Linked DNA regions of Homo sapiens: all the other regions are linked to region 1. Evidence: read pairs that join two places in POLR2A ChIA-PET (ENCODE). Cell type or tissue: A673. All regions are shown on one strand.

Region 1 (5,000 bases):
AAGTTTGTCATCCATGCCCCATTCCTCTCTGTGGTCCTCCGCTCCCTCTTATTAGCTTCCAGTCATTCATCCATCCATTGCATCCAACAAAGTATGATTTTCAAAAAGTTAGAATCATGACTTTTACAAATATTGAATGAACATATGTTAAAGATTTATTAACATAATACCGAAGGAACCAATGATATAATAAAGCTGGTTCCAAGAGCATTTGAAGAATGCATCTTTATAGGCATTTTTTAAAAAGAATTTCAGCATAAGATTGCTAGGTAAACACTAAACTGGCTAATGTCCTAGAGGGCAGTAAGTCCATAACCTTTGGGGTTATTATTTTCTGCTAGAAAGAAATCTACAAGTTAACATATAAATATCTTCACAATGTCTCAGCTCTAGTCAAATATTAAATAGCAAAGTCAAGCACAGGTACATTCTCCCAGAGAGAGAGGCCCATTTAAGAATGTCCCAGCAAGATCTTAAGAGTATATGTCCTTTTTTGCCTTATTTTCAAGTATTGGATAATTTTTACTAACATATCCACCCATTCATATATTCATTAAACCTTTTTTAATAGCTATGTGCCCCAGGGATATAGAAGTAAAGACATAGTCCTTATCCTCAAGGAACTCATAACCTAATGGGGGAGACAAACATGCAAAATAAAAATTACAAAGCAAAGTGATAGGGTACATTCTCCTCCCAGGTGCCCCAGGATCCCATCATTACAGGGGTAACCAGTCCCCAGTTCTTTTTTTTTTTTTTTTTCTAATTGAGATGCAGAGTCTCACTCTCACCCAGGCTGGAGTGCAGTGGCGTGATCTCAGCTCATTGCAACCTCTGCCTCCCGGGTTCAAGCGATTCTCCTGCCTCAGCCTCCCATGTAGCTGGGACTACAGGCACATGCCACCACGCCTGGCTAATTTATGTATTTTTAGTAGAGACGGGGTTTTGCCGTATTGGCCAGGCTGGTCTTGAACTCCTGACCTCAGGTGATCCGCCCGCCTCAGCCTCCCAAAGTGCTAGGGTTACAGGTATGAGCCACCATGCCTGGCCCCCAGTTCTGTGCTATGACAACCCATCTACCATTTTCCCCACTCATGTATTAATCTTAAAGCTTGGATGGGTGAGAAGTAGATAATAGGATAAATGAATGATTCCTCTTTTAGATCATATATAGGTAGAGATAAATAAGGACCTTCAATACCTCAGCCAAGGGAGTATGTCAAATGGTAGTCTCAGAACTGGCTGGGAAGAGATAGGTCGAACAGGAAAGAGGTGAAGAAGCCTTTCTTGTCACTGCTAAAATTACTGCATATGGATGGCTCTGAACAGAATTACTAATTAACCAGATCTTATATTTCAGAAACACCCCCTTGAAGATATATTTTTATCTAAATTAATGGAGCAGGGGAGGCCTTTCTGAAACTTTACTTTGGGACCCTAGAATTTAGTTATAATATGGCAGACTTTTTTCTGGGAGGAAAGTGCAAGAACCTGTCTGAGGACACCTAAATTACCTTGGCTTTCCCTTAGATGAGATATCTGTTTCATATAGCAGTTGACCTGGTAGCTTCAGTTTCACCTGCCCTGCTTTTATCAGGAGTCATGTTTTCCCCTATCACCATAATCCCCAATGTTTCACCTCTCTGAGAATATATAGTGATTTTCTATGTGCATTTAATTCTCCTAGCAGAGGCACATAGAGTAAGAGTCATTTATTTCAGTTCTCTGTCCTTACAGATCCAATTTAGTAAACATCGAATAAGCAATTATTAATGTAAAGAACTTCAGTGGAAGCTGTAGAGCATGGAGAAAAAGAATAACATCCCCATCTCCCTACTGGAGTCCACAGTTTATTGGAGAAGACAGAAACATGGAGGTATTTCTAAAGCACAGATCTTAATCTTGGCTACACTCAGGATCACCTGGGAACTTTGAAACATCCGACACCCAGGCTGCACTCCAGAGCAATTAAATTAAAATCCCTGAAGCTGGGACTCAGGCATCAATATTTCTTAAGGCTGCCTGGAAGACTCCAATCTACTGTATTGCTAAGCTAGAGAAAAACAAACTTGGAAAATGCTGCAGTAAAGGACTAACAAGATGCTGTATGAGCAAGGGTACCACAACCATTCTGGATATGCTAATATTCTTATCCACTGTCTGACCGCATTTCTGCCCATGAATGCAGCAAATATAACCTCTCATTGTAACCAGGGGAAAAATTTAGATCAGTTTGATTGTAGGGCATTTAGAAACTATATACTCTGGGAGGCATGGTCTGAAGGAAACTATGTTTCTGAGGGGAAAAGGGCCCCAAAAAAGATCAACCCAGAAAAATGACCCCAAAATTCAATCCACATGCTATCTCTCTCCCCTGGAATGTTTTATTCACTTGTCTTCCTGAAGAAGTCCTATTCATCCTCTAAGCTCCCAGCTCAAACTTTACCTCTTCTGTGAAGCCTTTCCTTTTCTTCCCCTTACCCGGGCAAAACTGGGTCCCTATTTTTGTCTTACTTAGCTCCTTGTACAAAGTTCTGTTCTTAGCAGTGAATTATAATTATTATCAAATTGAGTTATAATATGGCACACTGCTTACGTATCTTTGTTTTCTTTTTTTTTTTTTTTTTTTTTTTTTTTTTGAGACGGAGTCTGGCTTTGTGCCCCAGGCTGCTCGGCTCACTGCAAGCTCCGCCTCCCGGGTTCACGCCGTTCTCCTGCCTCAGCCTCCCGGATAGCTGGGACTACAGGCGCCCACCACCATGCCCGGCTAATTTTTTGTATTTTTAGTTGGACGGAGTTTCACTGTGTTAGCCAGGATGGTCTCGATCTCCTGACCTTGTGATCCGCCCGCCTCGGCCTCCCAAAGTGCTGGGATTACAGGCGTGAGCCACCGCGCTCGGCCGATCTTTGTTTTCTTAATACCTAGCCCAGTTTCTCGGCTTATTGAATGAATATTCAGAACTGCAGCGATTTTAGGTGGAGTGAGAACTTATGCCACCAGCAGGGGAAATCTAGACTCAGGAACTCCTCGGGCTCCCTCGTCCTGTTTCTGAGCATTGGGATCCTCTGCTTCCAAGTGGTTGGGCTGGGGAAATGGGCAGACAGACTCATGGGTGTAAAGCAGCTGGAGGAAATGATGGAAGGGCCCCCCGCCTCCGGGCTTTAGTTAAAGCGGTGAGCTTGAGTTTCATTTGCAGAGTTTTGTTGTTAGAGGAAGAAAGAGACAGAAGGAAGTTCACAGGTTTTCAAGTATGCGCATTAAGGAAAAGTGCCTGTGTGGACTCCTGTTTTATTCAGGCCACAGGCATCCCAGAAAAGTTAGAACAGTTTTCTGTCTGGGGAAATTGTCTGTTTTAGTTTATTTTTAAACTTTAAATCTTAACAGGTTTTTTAAAAAGTTTAATAGGTTTTACACACATGAAGGCGAAAAGATGATTTCAATCTTATATGTATGAGGGTGCAGTCCAGATTTTCTAGGACAATGCTAATTTTAGATCTTATGTCCTGATTTCTTTTTTTTTTTTTTTTTTTTTTTTTTTGAGATGGCGTCTCACCCCGTCGCCCAGCCTGGAGTGCAGTGGCGCGATCTCAGCTCACTGCAACCTTCGCCTCCCGGGTTCAAGCGATTCTCCTGCCTCAGCCTCCCGAGTAGCTGGGACCACAGGCGCCTGCCACCACGCCCGGCTAATCTTTTGTATTTTTAGTAGAGACGGGGTTTCACTGTGTTAGCCAGGATAGTCTCGATCTCCTGACCTCGTGATTTGCACGCCTTGACCTCCCAAAGTGCTCGGATTACAGGCATGAGCCACCGCGCCTGGCCCTGATTTCTTATATGGAAAGTGTATGGTTGCTATTCTTACCATTGGCTATCATTTTCCCAGCATGCTTAAAGATCTTTTAGTAGTCAAAATGTTTAATTATTTTTGCTTTCTGTGTGGTGAGCAAAAACTTTTTTTTTAATTTTTAAAATTTTAATTATCTTACTTAAGCTTTCTTAAGTAAGGTTGCCTCATGGACAAAAAAGCCTAAAGATAATATAGAACAGGCATTGAGTATATTGCCTTGAGCACTAGACTTGTATTGAATATAGCTTTTTGGTGAAGATTATATATATTAACACTTCTTTCTCTACCACAAATTAGTACAAAAATCCCTCAAAGAAAAAATGAGGGCTGGGCGCAATTGCTACACCCGTAATCCCAGCACTTTGGGAGGCCAAGGCGGGCGAATCACTTGAGGTCAGGAGTTCAAGACCAGCCTGGCCAACGTGGGGAAACCCGGTCTCTACTAAAAATACAAAAATTAGCCAGGCATGGTGGCACGCGCCTCTAGTCCCAACTACTCGAGAGGCTGAGACACAAGAATTGAACCTGGGAGGGGGAGGTTGCATTGAGCAGAGATCGCGCCACTGCACACCAGCCCGGGGGACGGAGCGAGACTCTGTCTCAAAAAAAAGAAAATATTAGTCATTAAGAACCGTTCTTTCATTATGAACTATTATTTAATCCTGACTGTCACTTGAGAAATGTTTCTTTGTGAGGTGCAGACACAGGAGCCCACCAGGAAAGAAACTAGTGACTACTAGAAAAGCCTGTTGCTGGAGCCACATCCCCTTGTGCCACAGGCCAGATGGAATCTCTGCAAAATGGTGGCTGTAACCCCACATGGGCTTTTACTTTTAGTGGGCACATTTTTGAAAATATTAATGTTTATCCTTATCTTACCTTAATAACCATAATTATTATGGTTATTATGGATTAAATTGCTACTGTTTCTCTTTTTGTTTCCTGGATTCAGACCAAATTAAGCCTTTATAATCTGTGAGCAAAATCACCTCAATTTTAATTGAATGACCCACAACTATTTAATCTTTTTGCCTATTTAAACAGTGTGACTTTTTTTCTCACTGAATAATACAAAAAGTACAAAATAAAGGCTAAACTTTAAAATATTCTTTTGTATCTAAGATTTGTAAGCTTTATAAGCTTTTAAAAAGTGCT
Region 2 (5,000 bases), 570 kb after region 1:
CGCCTCTGATTTTAGGACATTATCATCACTCCAAAAATAAACTTCACATCCCTTAGCAATTATTCCCATTCTCTCACCCTCAGCTCCTAGCAACGAGTCTACTTTCTGTATCTATACATTTGCCTATTCTGGACACTTCATATACATGGAATCATACAGTATATGGCCTTTTTGCCTGACTTTCTCTCACTTAGCATAATGTTTTTAAGGTTCATCCATGTATCAATACTTGCTTTATTTTTATAGTGGAATAACATTCCATTGTGTGGCTATACTACATTTTCCTTATCCATTCATCATTCATCAGTTGATGGACATTTGGGTTGCTTCCACTTTTTGGCTAATGGAAGCTATGAACATTCATGTACAAATTTTTGTATGAAAATATGTCTTCAACTTTCTTGGGTATATATCCAGGAGTGGAACTGGTAACTTTATTTTTTTTAATTTTTTTTATTTTTTGAGACAGAGTCTCGCTCTCTCTCCCAGGCTGGAGTGCAGTGGCGCGATCTTGGCTCACTGCAAGCTCCGCCTCCCAGGTTTACACCATTCTCCTACCTCAGCCCCCCTGAGTAGCTGGGACTACAGGCACCTGCCACCATGCCCGGCTAATTTTTTTGTATTTTTAGTAGAGACGGGGTTTCACCGTGTTAGCCAGGATGGTCTCGATCTCCTGACCTCGTGATCCACCCGCCTCGGCCTCCCAAAGTGCTGGGATTACAGGCGTGAGCCACTGCGCCCGGCCCCTGGAATTGGTAACTTCATAGTTAACATTTTTGGGAACTCCCAAGTGGTTTTCCAAAGGGACTGCACCATTTTACAATCCAACCAGCAACATAAAAGGTTCCAATTTCTCCACATCCTCACCGACGTCAATGCTTTTCTTTTTCATTTTAGCCACTGTAGTGGATAGAGCTCAATGTTGCTTTGATTTGCATTTTCCTACTGTTGAAATGAAGATGTCAAACAAGCGTCTTTTCATGTGCTTTTAGCCATTTATATATATTCTTTGGAGAAATGTCTATTCAAATCCATTGCTCATTTGAAAATTGGGTTATTTGACATTTTATTGTTCAATTATAATAGTTCATTATGTATTTAGATATGTCTTTTATTAGAGATTTTATTTGCAAGTATTTTTCCCCATTCTGTGGGTTGTTTTTTTTTTTTTTTCACATTCTTGGTGGTGGTGTTCTTGGAAGCACAAAACAAAATCCAATGTATCTATTCTTTCTTTTGTTGCTTGTGCTTTTGGTGTAGAACCACTGCTTTTTAATAGCATATTTATGGTATTTTAGCTACATTAGTGGGTTAAACAGATTTTTGAGAGCTAGCCTGTGAACCCAATTGATAATTATAATTTCTCTGAGAAAATATATTAAGAGGACTAACAATGATTTTTAAAATGAATGCTTGAAACATAGTCAATTGGGAATTTGATCATCTTTTGTATATTATTATGGTGCAAACATGAAGTGCTGGAGATTAGAGACTGTGCAGCCTTTGAGCTGGAAGGGTCAGGAGAGGCTTTGGGGCAGATGAGGGCTCAAGGGGGTTGTTGGGGTGAAGGAATCCTGGAAAGAAGAATAGGTAGAACTAAAATAATGTTGAGGAACCTGTCCTCCTTTTAGAATAAGCTAAGGCAGCTTAAGTTTAGAATACTTAAGAATGGCCTTGGTTGTTCAGATCAGCCACTTAGGGTTATCAAACTTGGTGCAAAAGTGGAAAATAGAAAGGAACTCAATGTACAGAAACTGAAGACCGTGGCAGCCACTGAAGACCATGGCGGGCACTTCAGACCCTTGGGCAAGATCAGCTGCACTTTCCTTCCATCAGCAAAGAGACCAAGGCTGTGTGGAGGTCCCAGGGTCACTCCAGCCATGCCTAGAGCCGACTCAATCCTCCTGCTGGCCCCTGGACCATTCTAGTGGAAAGAGAACTAAGGATAATGTGGGATGAAGGTCTGTCCGCCTAGGAATGCCTAGGCCTGTTGAGAGTTAAAGTTGTGGGGTAGTACATTTTGACACGGTGGACCTTATGTAGCTGTTTGAACATGGCAGTCTTAAGGAGACCTGAGGAACTGGGGATGAGGGATGGGAGAGGGTTTGAGGCAAAAGGGAAAGAGGTCTGTTTTGACTGATACCAGGTAATTGAAAATAGATGAAAGTTTAACTGTTGGCTTTTTATTTGGTATCAAAATGTCACCCTCAAAATGGCTGGGTCAAAGCAGCAATGACAAAATGCCATGAACCCTGAGTCTCTGCATGAGGCTTAGTCTCCGTGACCTCTAAGTATCTGCAAGTGTGAGGAACTGTCTGCCTGCCCTTGTCTCCCTGCCAGACTTCCGTTGCCTGCAAAATTTGTGAAAACAGAAATTACGTCTATCTAAACATTTCTTATCTCAGCATCTCCTCATTTCCTGTTCCATCTGACCAGTCCCTTTCCATCCACACATACCCTGCATACCCTTGGAGAGCTCAGTAAATATTTATTGATGATGAAGATAATCACTAAAAATATGTTCCCATCAATGGGATCTATCTCTGGCCACTCAAGTGTCCTAAACTCATGAGAACTGCTTCATAGATGTGTTCCCTTCATTTAAAAAAAAAAAAAAAATCCATCCCATCTCTTCTGAGTTCTGAGAAAATTTGTTTTTAAATAGGATACGCTTACCCATCCACCGTGCTGCTGGATCCATGGCGAGAAGTTCTCTTTCAGGTACTTGGTGCCAAAGCCCAGGACCCTGTTCATCGGGTGGTTGTCAATAGCTGTGAGCTTGGCCGTGACGTCTATTACAAGGGCAGCCTTAAAGCCCTGAGCTTTGACCTCTGATTCTCCCCTGGGGTCCACACCCATTAGGACCTGGTCTGTGATGGTCTTGAAAACAGAGTAGGACAGCCCATCCTGGAAGTGGCCCATCAAAGCCTTATCTTTCTTCAGCTGTGTACAAAAGAATAAGCACTCAGTACAGTAGCTTGGCTCCACGAGGCAGACAGAAGTTCATTCTTTAGCTCAAATGCAGGCCATCAAACCATCCTGTGGAAAACCCTGGATGCTGGTGTCAACCAAGGGAATGGGGATGAAGGCAGTGTCCTGCAGAACCAGAATGGGCATGTACTGCTCGGTGAATTCATTTCATCAGCACAAATACATGTATAAAATGGAACAGTCAGTTCATTTGACATTTAACAAATATTTCCTGAGCACTTATAATGGGCAGGTAGTATGGATGACTGAGATGCGGGTCCTCACTCAAAGGGCTCACAGTCTAGTGGGAATTGCAGAAAAATGTGATGTCCTTTGCTAGAAGTAGTGTAAGGGACAGGATCTGAAGCTTAGGAATCACTGTCTTGGCTCAAACCCCTGGGTCCACCTCTTACTTAGCTATGCAATCTTGGGGAAATTAACCTCTCAGATTCAGTTTGTCATCTCTAAACTAGGATGGTGATAGTATTGATACTATAGGGTAATTGTTTTCTTTCTTTTTTTTTTTTTTAAGACAGGGTTTCACTCCCATTGCCCAGGCTGGAGTGCAGTGGTGTGGTCTCAGCTCACTGCAACCTCTGCCTCCTGGGCTCAAGTGATTCTCTTGCCTCAGCCTCCCAAGTAGATGGGACTACAGGTGCATGCCACCACACCTGGCTAATTTTTTTCTATTTTTTTGTAGAGATAGAGTTTCGCCATGTTGCCCACTCCTGGGCTTAAGCGATCCACCCACCTCAGCCTCCCCAAAGTGTTGGGATTACAGGCATGAGTCCCTGCACCCAGTCTTCATTTTCTTTTCTTTTCTTTCTTTCTTTTTTTTTTTTCTGAGATGGAGTCTCACTCTCTTGCCCAGACTGGAGTGCAGAGGCGCGATCTCAGCTCACTGCAACCTCCGCCTCCCAGGTTCAAGCAACTCTCCTGTCTCAGCCTCCCAAGTAGCTGGGATTACTGGCACACACCACCACACCCGGCTAATTTTTGTATTTTTAGTAGAGACAGGGTTTCATCATGTTGGTAAGGCTGGTCTTGAACTCCTAACCTTAGGTGATCCACCTGCCTCGGCCTCCCAAAGTGCTGGGATTACAGGTGTGGGCCACTGTGCCCGTACCCAGCCTTCATTTTCTTAAGAAACTTTTATTATTATTGTTTTTTAGGGACAAGGCTTACTATATTGCCCAGGCTGGTCTCAAACTCCTGGCCTCAAGCGATCCTCCCACCTCGGCCTCCCCAGGAGCTGGGATTACAAGTGTGAGCCACTGTGCTTGGCCCTATACTATAGGGTAGTTGAACACTTTATAGTGCTGGACATAGAAGAGGTGCTTTGGAAATGCGAGTCATTTTTCAGGATGCTACGGGAGCATGGAGGTCAGGGAAGACTCCCTTGCATGCAATGTTCACTTAAAAAAACTCCAATTCATTGATTTCTTTCCCATTATTCTACCCTATTGATTTTACCTCCCGGCCTTCCCTTGAACCTGGTATCTCTCTGCTTTACCTCCTTTGAACTACCACGCCTTTAAAACAAAATCAATGCTGCCTCTTCTGCTTTTGAAAAATCAGGGCTCATATCAAAAAGCTATATATCATCTTCATTTAAAGCATTCTTGCAATGTCTGTTAATATGCTGGTTGTCATGTGAAAACGGAAATTTCTGAGTGAGCAGGGACAAAATATTTATTTGAAAATCCTCTAGTTCTGTCCTAGAGGAATGATAAGCCAAGCGGGTTTTCAACAAATATTGTTTCTAAAAGGGATATCTGGGGGATGAGTCAGATGCGATTGGGAGATTTTGGCAGACCTGTCTTTTCCCTGAACCACGCCCACCCCCACCGTCCAGGCCCCGTCTGGGTTGTGACTCTGCAGGAGGCATGGCCAGCCTCCTCCATAACAGGGAACAGACTCCTCTTCATCAGTTTCCCAATGGAGGAGGCCAGGCTCAAAACCCTAGCAGGCAGCCAAGTGGGGACTGTGCCAGAACAGTAAAAGAATCAAACGCCACAAAGACAGGGCTT
Region 3 (5,000 bases), 120 kb after region 1:
ATTATCTAACTTCTACACTGAGAAATCTTTGTTGCCAGCCAATAGCTAGAAGGTAGCACTCCACCAAAGCTTTGTTGGATCTTTGATTTTCTAACTTTTGATCTTACTTATTTTCCTGCTTATAGCATGGTATCACCTCAGAATCCTGGGCTTAAATATTTGTTTTTTTAATGCTGCTGTACACAAGTCCTATGGTGGATATGGCCTGGAGTAGTAGAGCTTGTACTTACCCTGGAGATACACAGTAGTATGTTTTGCTTTTTTTTTTTTTTTTTTTTTTTTTTAAGCCTACTCACAGTCATAAGGAAGTAGAAGGTGAAAAGTTCATTGGACAATGTATTTTCTTTTTTTTTTTTTTGCTTTTTTTTGTTTGTTTGTTTTGTTTGTTTTGAGACCAAGTCTCGCTCTGTCGCCCAGGCTAGAGTGCAGTGGCGCTATCTCGGCTCACTGCAACCTCCACCCGGGTTCAAGCGATTCTCCTGCCTCAGCCTCCCAAGTAGCTGGGATTACAGGTGGGCACCACCACGCCCGGCTAATTTTTGTATTTTTGGTAGAGACGGGGTTTTGCCATGTTGGCCAGGCTGGTCTCAAACTCCTGACCTCAGGTGATCCACCTGCCTCGGCCTCCTAAGGTGCTGGGATTACAGGCATGAGCCACTGCACTGGCCTGTTATTGTTTTAAATACATAGAGCAAACAAAACACCAGTCCAAATTCAGTGAATTTTTATTTCTGTTAAGAACAGCTATATTTTCATGCCAGGTATAAAGAAGTATTTCTAAACTGATTTATTTGTTGTCCATGGCTCTCATATGGACAATGATATCATGATGTTAATTAAAGGTAAGAAATAATGTGATTGTGGTTGAGGCTTAAGGGTACTGCTAAGATAAAATTATTTTTAGGTTTCAAGCACTTGATGTTTTTAATTTTTTGTGTCTTATAGATAGTATCTGACAGATAGCCAGTCTTTAGGGAGCTTATTTTAGTTATGGAGTTATATATTATTGCCATATGGTGCCATGACTTAAAATGTTCTCATGCTGACAATACTATAGGAGGAATAAAGTAAACAAGCAAAATCCAGTAAACCAAATAGGAATGGGTAAGCAATATGTAGGGTGACTCAGAATGCATGAGATGTTGGTAGTGCTTACACTAGAACACAGCATGTCTATCTAGTGTTGTCTTTGTGCTTGACCATCTGTGACATCTATATTGCTTTCTGGCCTATTGCCAGGTCTTGATTGACCATTACCAGTCCCTTCTTACAAAATACTAAAAACACCTGGGTGTGTAAATAGCGGAGGTAATGGAAGGACTGAGGCAGCTTCAAAGAACTACATTGTGGAAAGTTGCCATAATGGTCAGAGCCACCCTTGTTCATTCATTCTTAACTTTGGTTATACAGTAACTCAAGGATTGAAATATATTTGGTAGCACTGACAGTTTCATTGCAAAATATTATCTAGGCCCTTTGGGGCTACTTATCACCATCCATCCCTCTGAGCATAGGCTGGACATTTAATTGTGAAAAAACACAACCACGAAACACAGGTAAAGTAAAAAAGATAAAACTAAACCATGGGTGATCATTAGTAGACCAGAATTCATTAACATAATCATTATCCAGAGGGTGCAGAATTTCCCCCCCAAATGATAGCATTTCATAAATTTATAATATTGTATAAATAACTCTCAGATGTTTTCATTATCCATTTATTTTGCATGGGAAATATAACTTATTTTTATAGTGTAATTTCATTTGGGTTTCTAAAAGTACATGATGTTACTGTTATTACATCAATATCATTTATAACAAGTTCTTTTCCATTCAGATATTCAGAATCCACATATTAAATATTAGATTGGTACATTATGGCTCTAGAACTGTGATTTGGTTACCATTTCTCTTACCGGCTTTGAATTTGGTGGGGAAAGATTTGCCAGGAAATGAGACTGAAGCTGTCATATAGTTTTGGCTAGATTGTAGTTTATAGGATATCGTTAGACTTTATTTATCCATGTACTCTCTTATCTGTTATTAGGGTAACTTAAGATTTGACCAGGATTTGTTTTTGAATTTTTTGGAGCGATGGAAACGTTCTGCATCTTGATTGTGGTGATGGTTACATTACAGTGTACATTTGGTCAAAACTCATAGAACTGTACACCAAAAAGCATTAATTTTACTTTATGTAAGTTAAAAAATAATGCTTTAAAAATAAATGTAGTGGCCAGGCGTGTTGGCTCATGCCTGTAATCCCAGCACTTTGGGAGGCTGAGGCGGGCGGATCACCTGAGGTCAGGAGTTTGAGACTAGCCTGGTAAACATGGTGAAACCTTGTCTTTACGGAAAAAAAAAAAAAAAAAAGTACACAAATTAGCTGGGCTTGGTGGTGCACACCTGTAGCCCCAGCTACTCAGGAGGCTGAGGCATCAAGCTGAGAATCGCTTGAACCTGGGAGGCAGAGGTTTTCAGTGAGCTGAGATCATGCCACTGCACTCCAGCCTGGGTGACAGAGCGAGAATCCATCTCAAAGTAAACATAAATTTAGTAAGATTACTGGATGTGAGGTTATTATACAAAACCTATATTTCTATATAACAGTAATCAGAAAATGAAATGTTTAGATGCTGTTTATAATAGCATCAAAAAATATCAAATGCTGGTAATAAATCTAAGAAAGATACCTGAAACTTTTACAGAAGTTTATATAAGTTGATTCTAAAATTCATATGGCAGTGCAAATGGCAAGAATAGTCAAGGTAATATTAAGGAAGAACAAAGTTGTAGGATTCACACTATTGAATATACAGTGTGGAATAAATGAATGGATAATGGAACAGAATAGAGCCCTGAATCAGACCCATATATGTAGATACTAATTTATGATTAAAATGGCACTTTACAGCAATGTGGAAAGAAAGATCTTTCGATAAATGATCCTACGTCAATTGCCTATCTGTATGAAAAGAAAAAGAAAACTAATTTTGGTCCTTGCTTGCCATCACTTACAAAAATAAATTATAGGCTAATTGTAGATCTCAATGCGAAAGGTTAAAAAAAACTAAAGCTTCTAGCAGTGTTCAGCCATATTCGTCATCAAAAAATGCTGAATGAAACCACAGTGAATTACCACTACACACTGATCAGAGTAGCTAAAATTGAGAAACAAACAAAAACTTGAAAATACCAGTATCAGCATGGGTGTAGAGCAACTAGAACCCTCATGTATGGATTCTGGAATTGTAAATTGGAATAACTGTGGAAAACTGGTTGTATCTATTATACTAAAGTGTTACATACTTATGCGTTTAACCTAGCAAACCCACTCCTAGGTGTATACCCAACAGAAATGTGTACTTATGCTCACCAAAAGACATGTACAAGAATGTTCATAGCAGCACAATTCATAATAACTCCAAGCTGGAAACAACCCACATGTCCATCAGTGGAAGAATAGATAAATACATTGTTGTATATTCAATGAGATACTAGGTAGAAGTGAACATGAAAAAACTCTTGCTACTTACAACAACATAGATATGAACATAATTTTGTACAAAACAGTTCAGACACAAAAGAGCTCAAAAACAGGCAAAACTCAGCCATGGTATAAGAAGTCAGGTTCGTGGTTACCTTTGGGGAGAGAGATTAGTAGTAGGAAGACATATGAAGCCAACTTCTGGAGTACAGGTGGGTTTCTATTTCTTGATCAGGATGGTGATTACATGAGTGTGTTAACCTTATAAAAATTCTTTGAGCTGTACATTCATGATTTGTGTATGCTTATTGGCATATATGTTATACTTGAGTTTTTACGAAATTTATTTTTAAATGCTTTGAGTTAACCACAGGAGTAAGTGGCATACAAGATTGTATTAGTTTCCTTTTTCATTAGTAAAGCTTGTATTATCAATGCTGTAAGGGAGAAAATTATTTGTATTACAAATACAAATAACTGGCCTCATAAATAAATAGAACAGGCTTAGCTTCTTTCTTAACCAAATCCAAACATTCCTAGGCTTCTTGAGTTTTTTATTGGTTTTGTTTCTAGGGATAAACCAATTCTTTTTTTCTCTTCACAAAAGAATATATTTCTGGAAGTCATTCTATATCAGATAGACATCTTTCTTTTTACATGTCCATATGGTATACTACATTGATATAATAATATATTTAGCCAATTTATCACTCATTAACTTTGAAGTTGTTTCTTTTTACAGTTATAAACATGTTACAGGGAAAAGTATTTCACATAATATACTTGGGCAGGTATTTATATAAGACAAATTATTGGAAGTAGAATTTCTAGATCTCAGATTATGTGTATTCTATTTACTTTTTTATCTTTTTGTTTGAAAATAATTTTAAATTTACAGAAAAAAATAAAAGAACAGCATCTACTATTACCAGTTTGCCCCCTTTGCTTTATTACTTGCTCTCTCTTCATATTTATATATGATACATTTTTCTGAACCATAAGTTGTACACATGGCCCACTATCCTCAAGCACATCAGCAGGTCTCCGAAGAACAAGGACAGTTTCCTACCCACAGTACAGTTGTCAACCCCAGTAAACCTGACATTGATTTAATACTTCTAACTAGCCCACACGTGTATTTCAGTCCTGTAAGTTGACACAACGACATTCTTCATAGCATTGTACTGTCTAGTACAGTCTTAGTTTGCTTGGGTTGCTATAACAACCTTAGACTGGGTAGCTTATAAATAACAAATTGACTTCTTATAGTTCTGAAGGCTAAAAGTCTGAGATCAGAGTGCCAGCATGATCTGGTTCTGGTGAGGGCCCTCTTCTGGGTTGCAGAGTACCAATTTCTCATCGTATACCCAAGAAAGAGAGCTCTCTGGGGGTCCTTTTTATATAGCATGAATCCCATTCATGAGGGCTCCACCTCATGACCTAATTACCCTCTAAAGGCCCCAGTTTCAGATACTATCACAATGGACTTAGGGTTTTAATTTAAGAATTTAGT

What was found. ChIA-PET counts read pairs that join two places held together with the same protein. Peaks named below come from ENCODE experiments on the same cell type or tissue, not always from the same donor. Only the 100,000 strongest peaks of a DNase experiment are listed, where the experiment ranks them.
Region 2: POLR2A ChIA-PET joins it to region 1 with 8 read pairs; 2 of 35 experiments call an interaction of 5 or more read pairs at or near these places.
Region 3: POLR2A ChIA-PET joins it to region 1 with 9 read pairs; 10 of 35 experiments call an interaction of 5 or more read pairs at or near these places.

Annotation. Positions count from the first base shown.
Region 1 is chr12:12,663,459-12,668,458 of GRCh38, reverse strand. The region is part of intron 3 of GPR19 (G protein-coupled receptor 19); the gene reads left to right. Among named protein-coding and RNA genes, the nearest start is that of GPR19, 30 kb to the left of the region's middle. RefSeq lists an enhancer at 4,420-4,669. In A673, no CTCF peak of the experiment used is centred here; a DNase peak (open chromatin) is centred at 3,078.
Region 2 is chr12:12,092,607-12,097,606 of GRCh38, reverse strand. It overlaps BCL2L14 (BCL2 like 14), which reads right to left. Exons shown (of 6, transcript NM_138723.2): 5 at 2,677-2,943. Among named protein-coding and RNA genes, the nearest start is that of MIR1244-4, 17 kb to the left of the region's middle. In A673, no CTCF peak of the experiment used is centred here; a DNase peak (open chromatin) is centred at 4,826.
Region 3 is chr12:12,542,816-12,547,815 of GRCh38, reverse strand. All of the region lies in intron 1 of DUSP16 (dual specificity phosphatase 16), which reads left to right. Among named protein-coding and RNA genes, the nearest start is that of DUSP16, 18 kb to the left of the region's middle. In A673, no CTCF peak of the experiment used is centred here; no DNase peak of the experiment used is centred here.